Regions from separate parts of the Homo sapiens genome. Here region 2 is linked to region 1. The links are chromatin loops, found by intact Hi-C in ENCODE. Cell type or tissue: Calu3. All regions are shown on one strand.

Region 1 (8,000 bases):
ATATGATATATAGATATATATAGATATATAGATATATATAGATATATAGATAGATATAGATAGATATAGATATATAGATAGATATAGATATATAGAGATATATAGATATATAGATATATAGATATATAGAGATATATAGATATATAGATATATAGAGATATATAGAGATATATAGATATATAGATATATAGATATATATAGATATATAGATATAGATATATAGATATATATAGATATATAGAGATAGATATATAGATATATAGAGATATAGAGATATATAGATATATATAGAGATATATAGATATATATAGATATATATAGAGATATATAGATATATATAGAGATATATGATATATATATCTTTTTTATTGCTGAGTAGTATTCCATGGTGTGTGTGTGTGTGTGTGTATCTCCAGGGTGTGTGAATATGTGTGTATATATATGTAAATATATATATATATACATATGTACACATATATATATCTCCATGGTGTGTGTGTGTATATATATATATATATATATATATATACACACACACATATATATACACACATACACACACCATGGAGATATATTTATGTGTGTGTGTATATATATATATATATATATATACACACACACACATACACACACACATGGGATACTACTCAGCAATAAAAAAGAATGAAATCATGTCTTTTGCAGCAACATGGATGGAACTGGAGGCCATTGTCCTAAGTGAAATAACTCAGAAACAGAAAGTCACATGCTGCATGCTCTCACTTATAAATGGGAGCTAGACAATGGGTACACATGGACATAGACAGTGGAATAATAGATATTGGGAACTACAAAATGTGGGAGGTAGGAAGAGGAGTGAGGGGTGAAAAATTACCTATTGGGTACAATGTTCACTGTTTGGTAATTGGTACACTAAAAGCCCAGACTTCACCATTATGCAATGGATACATGTAAGAAGTCTGCACTTGTACCTCCTAAATATATTTTTAATTTTAAAAAAAGAGCAGAAACAAAACCAAAACCGAGAAAAATAGGGAAAAACATCAATGACATCAAAAGTCAGTACTTTGAAAAGATCAATAGATGAAATGAACTTCTATCCAAACTGACGTGATTGAGGAAAAAAAAAAAGGAAGACACAAATTACCAATATCTGGAATAATAGCAGACATATCACTACAGATTCTACAGATATTAAAAAAAAATAAGAAGATAATATTACGAATAACTCTATGCCAATAAAGTCAACAATTGAGGAAAAAAGGGACAAATTCCTTGAAAGACACAAACTGCCAAAGTTTAAACAAAAAGAAAAGGATAACCTAAATAGCCCTATATTTATTAATAGATTTAATTCATAGTTAAAGACCTGCCAACAAAGATAACTCAAGTGTTGGATACCTTTGCTGGCAAATTCTATCACACATTTATGGATCAAACAGCATCAATTGTAGATAAACTCTTCTGTAAAGTAGAAGAAGAGGGAACATTTGGTTTAGTTTCTAAAAATCAATAAGTGTAATTCATGATGTCAACAAACTAAAGAAGAAAATCCATGTAATCACATTGATAGATGCAGAATAAACATTTGACAAAATTTAAAGAGCATTTTAGAAAACCATGCAGATAACATCACAGTTAACGGTGAAATACTAAATGCCTTCCCCCTAAGAGCTGGAACAAGGCTAGGATGTCCACTCTTACCACTATACATTGTACTTAATAATTTACTAAAATAATTATTAATATGGCCAATTTAATAAGAAACAAGAAAAAGAAGTAAAAATCATCCAGATTGAAAAGAAAGAAATAAAACTATTACTATTTGTTATCATGACAATGGGTAACTCCACTGATAGAAACCTGGAAATGATTCTACAAAAAGATACTAAAATTAATAAATGGCTGCAGGATATAAGATCGATGTAAAAAATCAATTATATTTGTATATACTAAAAATAAATAATTTCTGGAAATTAAAATTAAAACTAAAACAGTACCATTATAATAAGACCAAAATAAATCTGAAATCAATATAATGCCCCCAAAGATGAATAAGATTTGCGTGCTAAAAACTCTAAAACATTGATGAGAGAATCAAATAAACAGAGGGCAATACAATGTTTATGAATTGGAAGACTCAATATTGTTAAGCTGTCAATGCTCTCTCAACTGGTCTATAGATTCAACACAATTTCAATCAAAAATATCAGCTTGGGGCTTGTTTTAAATAAAAATTGTAAGACCTATTCTAATTTTATGGAGGAAAAAAACAAACAAAAAACTAGAATAGCCAAAAGGTTTATTTGAAAAAATGTGAACAAAGTTGGAGGGTTTACATTCCTTTATTTGCCGACTAACTATAAGTTTCAGGAATCAAGAAGTGCAGTATTGGAAAAGGAGCAGACTTGCAGATCAGCGGAACACATGACAGACTCCAGAAATAAATTCATATATATGTGACCAAACAATTTTCAACAAAGATGTCAAATCAATTCAATGAAGAAAAGCTAGTCATTTCAACAAATAGTGCTGGAGCAGTTGAACATTATATGCAAAAACAAACAAACCAACCTTGACCAAACCTGACACCATATAAAAGTGTAATTTGAAATGATCACACACCTAAATGTAGAGCCAAAAACTCTGAAACTTCCAGATAATCTTTGTGATCTGCATTAGGCAAACATTTCTTAGGTGGAACACAAAAAGCATGAACCACAAAATTAAAAAATGATAAATTGGACTTCATCACTTCATCAAAATTAAAAACTTCTGTTCCTTAAAAGATAATGTTAAAAGAATGCAAAGACAAGTCACAGATTGAAAGAAAATGTCCACAAAACACATATGTTATTTAAATAAGAAACCGCTGATACACAGAATATATGAGGAACTCAATCAAAAATCAATTTAAAATACAAAAATGATCAAAAGACTTGAACAGACATATCACCAAGGAAGAAATGTAGATAGCAAACGAGCATGTGAAAAATTACTCATAATATTATTAGTCATTAGGAAAATGTAAATTTAAATCACAGTGAGATACACCTACTAGAGTAGCTAAAACCAAACTGAGAATACCAAGCACTGGTGAGGATGCAACGCAAAAAGAACCCTCATACATTGTGAGTGGGAATGCAAAATGGTACAGCTACTTTGGAAAGCAGTTTGGCAATTTCATATCATTAAACATATACTTATCATTTGACACATATGATAAGCAATCCTTCCCTTAGGTATTGATCCAAAAGAAATGGAAACTTATGCTCACAAGAAGACCTGTACATGAAAGTTTGTAGGGTTTTATTAATAATCTCCAAATACTAGAAACAACCCAGTGGACACCAGTTGGTGAATGGATAAACATATTGTGTTGCATCCATATGATAGAACACTACTCAGAAATAAAGGGGGGAATGAAGTGTTAATACATGGAACAATACAGACGAATCTCAAATATATCATGCTAAGTGAGAGAAGCTGGACTCAAAAGGAAACATTCTGAATTATTCCATTTATATAACATTCTTGCAAAGGTAAACTTGGGAACAAAAAACAGATCAGCAGTTTCAGGGTTTGGGTGCTGGTAGAGGGGATTCATTACATAGGGGCAGGAAGAAACTTTTTCGGGTGATGGAAATGTTCTAGATCTTGTTTACAATGATGGTTACACAACTACAAGTGCTTTTCAAAATTTATGGAATTCCACACACAAAACAGGTAAAATTTTTCGCATATAACTAGACCTCAATATACTCCAATAAATTTTGACTTTGTGGCAAGGAAGAATTTGTTAAAACAGAAGCCAACAGTCATACAAAGTTAAATACTTAAAAGATTAATAAATTTTAGCCTGTAGGGATCATGGCAGATGGGAGGCTGGACTAGATTGCAGCTCCGGAGAGAGCAACATACAGATGCTTGCACTGTGAATTTTAGCTCCAGATTGGCTGTAAGAACAAACCAGCAATCCTGAGAGGAGCCACAGACCCTCTGAAGGAAGCGAACGGCTCCTGCGGGACCTGGGAGACACCCTAAATACTGTGAGTGCCCCAACTGTGGAAGTTGGAAAGGGAGACCCTCCTCTTCTGAACACACACCCCCACTGGAGAAGCTGAAGGTCTGTTTGTGGGAGAAGTTTCCAACTTTACCTGGAGCTGAGTCAAGTTAGAGAGCCGAGCCAAACAAAATACAGGGGTAGAGAAAGCAGCAGAAAGGCCCTGGGGGCTCAGTGGGTCCCCAAGCTGCCCATTCCTGCCTGGCACCGCAGGGATCCATCAGGAGGGTGGCCAGAAGAGCAGAGGGTAAAACTCCACAGGGAGAAGGAATTCCCTGGCTGAACTTTGTAACAATTTGAACGAGGTGAGAAACCTCCTAGTCAGAACTTGGGGGAGGGTACAAATCTGGCTTGCAGACTTCACAGGCAGGGGAAGAACTAAAGCTCTTTTCTTTCGCGGCTAGGAGACAGAAAGCCTCGGGCAAGTTTTCAAGCCTGTCTCGCCCTGCACCTGGAAACAGACTCGGACTGTTGTGGTAGGCACGGTGGGAGTGAGACTGGCCCTTTGGTTTGTGTGAGAGCTGGGTGAGGTCTGTGACTGCCGGCTTTCTCCCACTTCCCTGACAACCTGCATGACTCAACAGAAGCAGCCATAATCCTCCTAGGTACACAACTCCAGTGATCTGGGAATCTCACCCCATGCCCCACAGCAGCCACAGCAAGACCCGTCCAAGGAGAGTCTGAGCCCAGACACACCTAGCCCCACCCCCACCTGCTGGTCCTTCCCTACCCACCCTGGTAGTGGAAGACAAAGGGCATATAATTTTGGGAGTTCTTGGGCCCCACCCATCACTGGCCCCTCTCCACACTACTACAGTTGATGCTTTCTGGAAAGTGCCACCTCCTGGCAGGAGGCCAACCAGCACAAAAATAGAGCATTAAACCACCAAAGCTAAGGGCCCCCACAAAGTACATTGCACCCTCTGCCACCTCCACTGGAACAGGCACTGGTATCCATGGCTGAGAAACTCATAGATGGTTCGCATCACAGGACTCTGTGCAGACAACCCCTAGTACCAGCCCAGAGCTGGGTAGACTCTCTGAATGCCTAGACCCAGAAGAGAGACAACGATCACTGCAGTTCAGCTCACAGGGAGCCACAACCACAGGAAAAGTGGGAGAGTACTACACCAACAGAACACTCCATGGGACAAAAAAATCCAAACAACATCTTTCAGCCCTAGACTCTGACAGAACCTACTCAAATGAGAAGGAGCCAGAAAACCAACCCTGGTAATATGACAAAACAAGGCTCATCAATACCCCCTCAAAAATCACACTAGTTCACCAGCAATAGATCCAAACCAAGACGAAATCTCTTATTTATCTTGAAAAGAATTCAGGAGGTTAGTTATTGAGCTAATCAGGGAGGGGCCAGAGAAAGGCAAAGGCCAATGCAACGAAATCCAAAAAATGATACAAGAAGAGAAGGGAGAAATATCCAAGGAAATAGATAACTTAAACAAAAAATCAAAAATTCAGGAAACTTTGGATACACTTCAGGAATGCAAAATGCTCTGGAAAGTCTCAGCAATAGAACTGAACAAGTGGAAGAAAAAAATTCAGAGCTCGAAGACAAGGTCTTCAAATTAACCCACTTCTACAAAGACAAAGAAAAAAGAATTAGAAAATATGAACAAAGCCTCCAAGAAATCTGGGATTGTGTTAAATGACAAAACCTAAGAATAATCGGTGTTCCTGAGGAAGAAGACAATTCTAGAAGCTTGGAAAACAATATTTGGGGGAATAATCAAGGAAAACTTCCCCAGCCTTGCTAGAGACCTAGACATGCAAATACAAGAAGCACAAAGAACACCTGGGAAATTCACCGCAAAAAGATCTTCACCCAGGCACATTGTCCTCAGGTTATACAAAGTTAAGATGAAGGAAAGAATCTTAAGAGCTGTGAGACAGAAGCACCAGGTAACCTATGAAGGAAAACCCATCAGATTAACAGCAGATTTCTCAGCAGAAACCCTACAAGCTAGAAGGAATTGAGGCCCTATCTTCAGCCTACTCAAACGAAACAATTATCAGCCAAAAACTTTGTATCCAGTGAAACTAAGCATGATATGAAGGAAAGATACAGTCATTTTCAGATAAACAAATGCTGAGAGAATTTGCCATTACCAAGCAACCACTGTAAGAATTGCTAAAAGGAGCTCTAAATCCTGAAACAAATCCTAGAAACACATCAAAACAGGACCTCTTTAAAGCATAAGTCACACAGGACCTATAAAACAAAAATATAAGTTAAAAAAGCAAAAACAAAAAACAAAACAAAGTACATAGGCAACAAAGAGCATGATCAGTGCAATGGTACCTAACATTTCAATATTAACGTTGAATGTAAATGCCTAAGTGCCCCACTTAAAAAATAGAGAGCCACAGAATGGATAAGAGCTCACCAACCATCTGCTGCCTTCAAAAAACTCACCTAACAGATAAGGACTCACATAAACTTAAAATAAAGGGGTGGAAAAAGGCATTTCATGCAAATGGACACCAAAAGTGAGCAGTGGTAGCTATTCTTATATCAGATAAAACAAACTTTAAAGCAACAGCGGTTAAAAGAGACACAGAGAAACATTATATATTGATAAAAGGCCTTGTCCAACAGGAAAATATCACAATCCTAAACATATATGCATCGAACACCTGAGATCCCAAATTTATGAAACAATTACTAACAGACCTAAGAAATGAGATAGATAGCAATAAAATAATAGTGGGGGACTTCAATACTTCACTGGCAGCATTAGACAGGTCATCAAGTCAGAAAGTCAACAAAGAAACAATGGATTTAAACTATACCATGGAACAAATGGATTTAACAGAAATATACAGAACATTTCATCCAACAACCTCAGAACACACATTCTATTCAACAGCACATGGAACTTTCTCCAAGACAGACCCTATGATAGGCCATAAAATGAGCCTCAATAAATTTAAAAAAATTGAAATTATATCAAGCACTCTCTTAGACCACAGTGGAATAAAACTGGAAATCAACTCCAAAAGGAACCTTCAAAACCACGCAAATACATGGGAATTAAATAACCTGCTCCTGAATGAGCATTGGGTCAAAAACAAAATCAAGATTGAAATTAAAAAATTATTCAAACTGAATGACAAGAATGACACAACCTATCAAAAACCTCTGGGATACAGTTAAGGCAATGATAAGAGGTTCATAGCCCTAAACAACTATATCAAAAAGTCTGAAAGGGCACAAACAGACAATCTAAGGTCACACCTCAAGGGACTAGAGAAACAAGAACAAAACCAAACCCAAACCCAGCAGAATAAAGGAAATAACCAAGATCAGAGCAGAACCAAGTGAAACTGAAACAAACAAAAAAATACAAACAATAAATGAAGCAAAAAGCTGGTTCTTTGAAAAGATAAATAAAATTGATAGACCATTAGTAAGATTAACCAAGAAAAGGAGAGAAAATTCAAATAACCTCACTAAGAAATGAAGCAGGAGATATTACAACTGACACCACTGAAATACAAAAGATCATTCAGGGCTACTATGAACAACTTTACGCACATAAACTAGAAAACCTAGACGAGATGGATAAATTCCCAGAAAAATACAACTCTCCTAGCTTAAATCAGGAAGAATTAGATACCCTGAGCAGACCAATAACAAGCAGTGAGACTGAAACAGTGATTTTAAAATTACCAACAAAAAAATGTTCAGGACCAGATGGATTCACAGAAGAATTCTACCAGACATTCAAAGAAGAATTGGTACCAATCCTTTTGACACTATTCCACAAGATAAAGAAGGAACCCTCCCTAATTCATTCTATGAAGCCAGCATCACCCTAATACCAAAACCAGGAAAGGACACAACCACGAAAGAAAACTACAGACAGATATCCTTGATGAAGTTAGATGCTAAAATCCTTAATAAAATACTAGC
Region 2 (8,000 bases), 200 kb before region 1:
AAACAGGTAAGAGACTAATAATTTTATCAAATTAATTAGAATAAGCTTTTTTTTTTCTGAGCTGTGAAGAGTACCACAGGATACAATTGTAAGATGAAATGATAATTTAAAGTAGAAAAACCAGCCCATGTGGGAAGAAAATGCCTGGCTAGAATAAAGAAGCATAAGAGTTTGGGATGGCCAAGGATAAACTAATTCTTCTACTTTGTGCTAATGCAATAAGATTTTTATTTTTATTTTTGTTTATTATTTTTTTTTTGAGATGGAGTCTTGCTCTGTCACCCAGGCTAGAGTGCAGTGGTGCGATCTTGGCTCACTGCAAGCTCCGCCTCCCGGGTTCACGCCATTCTCCTGCCTCAGCCCCCCGAGTAGCTGGGACTACAGGCACCCACCACCACGCCCGGCTAATTTTTTGTATTTTTAGTAGAGACGGGGTTTCACCGTGTTAGCCAGGATGGTCTCGATCTCCTGACCTCATGATCCGCCTGCCTCAGCCTCCCAAAGAATTGCTTTATTCTTAGACTGGGTTGTTGTGGTTTTACAAATGTCAAAGTTTAAAAGACAAGAATAAGAATCTCTTACATGTGTGTTGACTAAGTTTAAAGTGCTGAGAAATGCTGCCACTTGAATTTAGCTACTGCTATGGAAAAGAATGGTTGCTAGGGTTATTCTCATAGGAACCACAAGGAGACAGGAGACCCACAGGACACCAGCAGGAAGGAACAAATCTCTTTCCCCTTTCAGCCTCCCATAGTGTCCCTCTAGTGCCCCCAGTCAGAAACTAGCTGGCAAGGGGGAAACGTGATTTGTAAAATCATGGTTTCAGCAACACAAACCAGGGTATATGAAAGTGGTTTTGCAGCTGAGAGGCAATAAGTTACTAAACAGCACAGTGGTGAGGCTGGAAGCATAAAAACTTATTGGGAGATGACTGCAATTATTCGGGAGACACATGGACCAAGGTCATGACAGTGGAGGAGGTGAATAATGGTCATAAAATACGAAAGTAGAGCCACCGTAATTTAGCAGTGGATTTAATAAAATAAGCCAAGGGGGACTCCAATTCAAGGTTTTTGAGCTGAGCAAATGAAAAATGGAGTTTCCATTTCTTTGAGATGGGGAAAATGACAGAATACACAGGTTTGCAGAAAAGGGGGAATTAGGAGTTCTGTACTGGTTATTTTAAGTTTGATATTCATATTACATATCCAAATAGATTAGCCAAGCTGGGAGTTAGGTATATGAGTCTGGAGATAAAAGAATAGGTCTCAGAGTACAAATTTAAGAGTCATCAGAGGATATACATATAGTATTTAAGCCCTGAGACTGGATAAAATCCTGTAGAAAGTGAATAAAATAGGCCGGACATGGTGGCGCATGCCTGTAATCCCAGCTACTCAGGAGGCTGAGGCAGGAGAATGGTTTGAACCCGGGAGGCGGAGGTTGCAGTGAGCCAAGATCTCGCCACTGCACTCCAGCCAGGTGACAGAGACTCTGCCTCAAAAAAATAAAAATAAAAATAAATAAAAAATAAAATGGCAAGAGAATCTAAACAGCATTGACTTGGAAACTAAGTGAAGTAAGTGGTTTAAGGAGAGAAAAATCAATGTGTCACATGTTCCCGGTGGGTCAAATAAGAGAACTAACAACTGACTACTGCAATTGGCAAAGCAGAATTAAGGCAATAACTCAAGAAAAATATCCAAAATGAAAGGACATAACCTTGCAGATTGAAAAGGTCCACTGCGTGCCAGCACAATGAATGAAATTAAGCCAATCACTAGGCGTATCACTGTGAAATTTCAAAATATGAGGCGAGGAAGACGACCAGATTAGAATGCAGGGGTAAGTAGACGTACAGGTCATACACAAAAGATCAGGAATCACAATGACATCAGTTTTCTCAGAAGCAACACTGAATCTAGGAAGAAACATTGGAGGAACATCTTCGAAATGCTAAAAGGATTTCCAAAGTAGAAATAAAATCCCAGCAAAAATATCAATCAAGTTTAAGAGTAGAGTACTGTGGTGGTGTATTTTTTTTTTTAACATTTACTGAGCATGCATTCTTTCACCTTTCATGTATTCTGTTACTGTCAGAATCTTTGAAATACAGAGTACAGAATCATAAATCACCCTTTTTTGTCTCCCCAGGAGTTTCACTCAAGTATCTCAAGTCAATAAATCCTCCTTTTCTCTTTTAAATGGTAAACTCATTATTGACCTCTTGGAATTTTCTTGTTTTCTCTTCTCTCGCAGTAAAACACGGGTAAGCTGCGATGCCAACCATAAACCCCTCCACAGTATCTCTCAAACTACTTCTCAAAAAAAAAAGGGTCCAAAGACCTAGGTTCAAGTGCCTAATCTGCCACTTAATAGCTGATTGAAGCAAATCACCTAACTTGTCTGTCACAAAAGTTTTCACTGAAAAATCAGGATAATGCTAATACATGCATTACTTACCTCTCAGCGTATCAGTTCTATGTGCCTCATGGTTGTGCAGTGCTTAGTATTTTCTTTTATGTGCCATGCTTCCTCCAAATATTCCCTGTTTTATTTTCTATCTAATCATTTGTATTTCAGAGGAATTGGCAGATTTTTTTGTTTAAAACAAATTATATTTTATCAAATATAATATATTATTTGGCTGGGTGCAGTGGCTCACGACTTTAATCCCAACACTTTGAGAGGCCAAGGTGGGCGGATCACTTCAGGTCAGGAGTTCGACACCAGTCTGGCCAACATGGTGAAACCCTGTCTCTACTAAAAATGCAAAAGTTAGCTGGGCGTGGTGGTGGGTGCCTGTAATTCCAGCTACTCGGGAGGCTGAGGTAGGAGAATCACTTGAACCCAGGAGGCAGAGGTTACAGTGAGCTGAGATCGCACCACTGCACTCCAGCCTGAGTGACAGATCAAAACTCTGTCTCAAAAAAAAAAAAAGATATTATTTACTAACTATAAAGAAAAAAACACTGCCAATAAAACCATGCCTCAGTGTTTCTATAATAGTATTGTGAATAGTCCTGTACTAGTCTCTTCTTGCTTTGGCATTTTTCATCCATTCTAAGGAACATAACAATTTTTCCTACTTTCATCTGCCTTGTCTAGACAATCATTTTGCACACATCTTAGTAACTACTTAAAATAAACCATCATCCGCTGGTGGTTATTTTCTTCTTCTTTTTTTATGTTGCTTTACAAGAAAATATAAAATTGCTTCCATTATTTCTCTGAAGTAATCTGCTTACAAATCAAATTTACATCCCAGGCTTTGTTTCCATCTTTATACACAATAGATATTCAATCTTTTTGGAGATATTTTAAATGCCAATCAAACTCAACATGTGCAGTACAACAATGTGCATAATTTAATTAGGAGGACAGCATAGGAGCAGCTATGAGCAAGGTGACAACTATGTACTCCCAGTGCCAACTATGCCTCAGCTTCCAACTGGACAACAGAGGCTGTAAGAAGCAGCTGTTTCACAGATGTTAAAATATTAAAAACTGTGCAGCTCACAATCAATAAAATATGGTAATTTAACCATGTGGGTAGCACTTCCTTTTTCTGCCTTTCCCTTCATTTGTATTTGCAATAATATTTATCAAATATGATATCTGTCCCACTAATTTATATTCTGACCTTGTCAACAATTTGCATTGTGATTCTGATTCTCCTTTGTCTCATTAGTGTGTGTATGTGCACGTGTGTGAGCGCATGTATTGTGTGTGTGCGCAGGGTGTGTGTGTCCAAAGAGATTCAGATATGAAAGCTACAGTGGAAACTTCGGTTAAAAATGCATATCATGATTTATAAATGCAATAACACTAAAGCTCTGATTTTTAAAATTCTATTAAACAAATTAAAGCAACTTAGTAACAGAAACTTATACAGATATGTTTTTATAATTCCAGTTGGAAAGAAAACTTTTTTAAAATAAAAATATTGTTTTAAACAATATATAATCCAATGCAATACAATTAGTAATCATTGGGACTATATTCTATTTAATCTACAGGGTTTCTATTCTCCAATAAAATGAATTACAAATATAAATTTAGCAATAAAGTCATTTTTATTTTAATAAAGTAATAGAAATATTCACATACTAATAAATGTTACTGTCATCCGTTTTCATGAGGATAATGAAGAAAGTTCATTAGTAGCTGGACAATCTGAAATCACGGAATACATAATCAACTCTGTGCAATGAATTGTTCACAGATGGACCCCTACCATCTTGCTCAAAGAGGCTCTTGGCATATATGGAATTGGTAAGATAATTAGCCAGTTTCACACTTTACACTTAAAGTTTGCCTTCCACAGTTAAGCTGGGGCACAAATGCCTTGGCTGTAATGAAATAGCTTTGTAAGTCAAAAGGTTGTCTGTACGTTCCAAAAGGGGTATGCAGTCAACTGCTAAAGTGGCGTTTCCCAGGATTTGCATCTGAACATCCCTAGGAGGGTTATATTCTCCAGGTCCTCTCTGTCCCCTCAGTGCCATTACCCAGGAGAACAAACCATGTTGATCCCAAATGAATGAAGCACATTCCCTTCACCACACACACACACACACACACACGTGCACATACACACGCTAATGTCACATACAAAACTGACAAAAATGCATGGCTACATTAGAAATCTGAAGAGTCATAGAACTTAAGAGAGAATTAAGGGGAAATAATTTCAGGACACGCACTCTCTGAAAAACAACTTACAATTGATTTTAGACATTTCAGTTTGTTTCTAGCCAACATGCCTAAGTTTCCCAAAGATTTCTCTCCTGCTCCTTTACCACGTCTCCCTTCTCTAGACCTTCTTTCTTCCTCAACCCCTCTCTTTTGCTTATCCCAACAATTCCACACTCACCTATTACTCAGATTCCACTCCCGAAACAACACAGGCCCTTGAGTTTCTCCCTGATCCCTAGAATTCAGCAAGAAACAGTTCCATATACAGACAGCACACCTTCAAAACAAAATTCTGGTGCTGACTTAAATGTTTTCTGCCACATTCCATGCAGAGAGTGGTTGAACAACTCATCTTTCATCACACAGCCAATGCTGTTCTATTAGCTGACAGAAACCCCTCCGCACATTTTCTTTCACTGAAATTGCAACTCACTGACATTTTACTGATTTGAAAATATATTTAACTGAAGCACACTTTAAAAAGAGGGCTGAGGAGGGGTGGATGGGAGAAAGCTGGTACAAATTGTTGGCCCAGTGGCATATCGGCATATCAATATAAATCCTGGGTAAAGATTCTCCACCTCGTACCCTTGCTGGGTCCTCCCCTAATGTTTCTCCACTGGGTGCAACCCACTCTCAGTGGGCCTGCATGAAAGTGCCATGAGAACTTGGGCTATTCAAATATTTATTTACTAATTATGTGCTAATTTTGCTTTTAGAGTAATGTTTGATCTGATCTGCTATTAACACTGAAGACTAGAGCTTCACAGAGGGAAAGAAAGAAAGAAGATAAATGGACATTTATGCAGTAACTCCTGTGTGTCAGGTCCTGTGTTCTTGGTGCTATGCTCACCTTAGCTGCTCTCAGGACAAGGTTACCGGAAAGATGTGGAGAACGTTCTGACTCTGAATTAAGTACATAAAATTTGGAGTTCAAGTTAATCTCACTTAAATCTGGAAGGGCAGGAACCCACACACAAAATCAGGGCTTTATTCATATTGTTTGCCCCTCCAACTCACAGGGCTGTGGTATTGTCAAAATAAGTTAACATTAGGAAAAATTATAAAATAACAAGGCCTTTTTTTAAAGAGATGGGGCCTCACTCTGTCATCCAGGCTGGAGTACAGTGGCATGATCACAGCTCACTGCAGCCTTGAACGCCTAGGCTCAAGTAATCCTCCTGTGTCAGCTTCCTAAGCAACTAGCACTATAGACGCCATGTCTGGCTAATTTTTTATTTTTTATATTTGTAGTGATAAGGTCTCACTATATGGCCCAGGCTGGTCTCAAACCCCTGGCCTCAAGCAGTCCTCCCACCTCAGCCTCCTACCTCCCAAAGAGCTGGGATTGCAGGTGTGAGCCACTGTGCCCAGCCAAGGTCTGCTTTTTAAATAATTTTTTTCCCCATTATAAAATTTTGCAACTTTGGAAAATGTTGATTTTTTTTCCTTAGAGATTTTCTCTGAACATAACTATATATATAATTTTATATATTTACACATTTATATATTTATTTTTTTCACTTAATATTAGAACATGAGCATTTCACCATTTATTGAAACCATTTATGTATATTAATCCATAATATCTTTGTATAGTATACCATCAATATGGATATATCATAAGTTACAAAATCACTGGCTTTTTTTTAGGTTTGGAGATACCATTTTATTCTCATTATCCATTTATTATGTATGTAATATATTTGTGTACAGTAGAGTTTTTTCTTGTTTTTTTAGTATGGATTTGTAGAAAAATCATGAAAAGTCTATTTTAAAATAATTATTATTTATTTATCAACTTTACTAAAGGTTCGTTAATTGTGGTAGACTTTTCAAAGTATCAACTTTGGCTTTTTGGACCCACTCTGCTGTATTTTTGTTTTCAGTTTATTCTTTTCTGGTTTTTGTTGTTGTTGCTGTTCCTCTTTCAACCTTTTGGAGATCCTGGATTTTAAATTGATGCTGTAATGGAATAGATCTTGAGGGTCTTCAGGAAGGCAATGAGTTTATTTTGCATATGTGAGGGATATAAATTGTTGTGACCCAAGGGCAGACTGTGGCAGATTATATTTTCCAGAGATGGCCACAAAAACTCTCCTACCATGCATACTCTAATAATGTGACTTGAGAACTCCCCCCCCAACAAGAGGTGGATCTGTGCTAGAACTCTTCTCTCTTGTACCTGGGTGGGACTTTGTGATTGCTTCAAGCAATAGAGTATGATGAAAGTGATGCTAGCACACTTCCCATGTAAGGCTATTAAAACATCACGCAATTCCAATTGTTCTCTATGGACACTAGCTTTGGGGAAAGCCAGCTGCCATGTAAACAGTCCAACTTTCTGGAGTCAATCATGCTGTGAGGGTGCCCACACTAATTCACAAGGAGAAACCACACAGAAAGCCCTGAGACTACACAGGAAGGGAGATGTTTGGCCAGCCCCGGCTGCTCCAAGCCTTTGCTATTTCAACTCCAGCCACCATGTGAGAGATCATGAGACAGATCTGTTCAGCCTAGTTCTTCCTGAATTCCTGACCCACAGAAACGTGAAAGATACTAAAATTATTGCTGTTGCTGCTTAAGACCAAAGGATGACCTGTCACTAAGAAGTAAAAAACTGAAAGAAGAGCTAAAAACACTTCAATCTCCCCCTCCTAACTTATGCAATGTCATTTTCCAGTATTTTAGTTGTCTTTCGTTTTGATCACACAAATCATCTGCAAAAATAATGTATGATAATAATTATTGTTTTATACAGATAAAATTGTTTAGATTTATTGATATGTTTAGCAATTCATTTGCATCCCAGGTTTTTTTTCTGGAGTAACATACTCTTTTTCTGAGGTATATTCTTCAGATTTTCTCTCAATGAAGGATCTTTGGAGGTAAAAAATCTGTGTCTGTTTTTCAGAAAACATTTTCTATTGAAACAACTATTGAAGAAATAGATTGCAGAATATACATTTCTATGTTGATAGTTTCTCTCTCAGCACTTTGAAGATACTCTTCCACTGCTTCCTGACATCCATTTTTACTGTTAGAGGAAGTTCGTTTTTAGTATAATTATTCTTTTGCAGGTGATCTGTCTTTTCTTTCTGTCTGCTTTTATAAGCTTCTTATTATCTTTAGCTCTGTTTCACTAAAATTGTCTGTTTGCATTTTTAAAAATTTTAATTGATCTGCTTGATACTTTGTGTTTTGGATCACATTACTTTTTACTTATGGATCACATTAATCATGAATTCTGAAAAAGAGTTCTTATCCCTATTTTATACTTCCACAATTCCACTTTAACATACTCC

The links. Hi-C counts contacts between places; a loop is a spot of excess contacts. Peaks named below come from ENCODE experiments on the same cell type or tissue, not always from the same donor. Only the 100,000 strongest peaks of a DNase experiment are listed, where the experiment ranks them.
Region 2: it touches region 1 in a loop (2.3-fold over the local background); 3 of 110 quality-filtered maps call a loop at or near these places.

What each region holds. Positions count from the first base shown.
Region 1 is chr12:22,432,719-22,440,718 of GRCh38, forward strand. No RefSeq gene overlaps it. Among named protein-coding and RNA genes, the nearest start is that of ST8SIA1, 100 kb to the left of the region's middle. RefSeq lists enhancers at 3,945-4,552, 4,553-5,160. In Calu3, no CTCF peak of the experiment used is centred here; a DNase peak (open chromatin) is centred at 4,573.
Region 2 is chr12:22,231,333-22,239,332 of GRCh38, forward strand. The region is part of intron 4 of ST8SIA1 (ST8 alpha-N-acetyl-neuraminide alpha-2,8-sialyltransferase 1); the gene reads right to left. Among named protein-coding and RNA genes, the nearest start is that of ST8SIA1, 99 kb to the right of the region's middle. In Calu3, no CTCF peak of the experiment used is centred here; no DNase peak of the experiment used is centred here.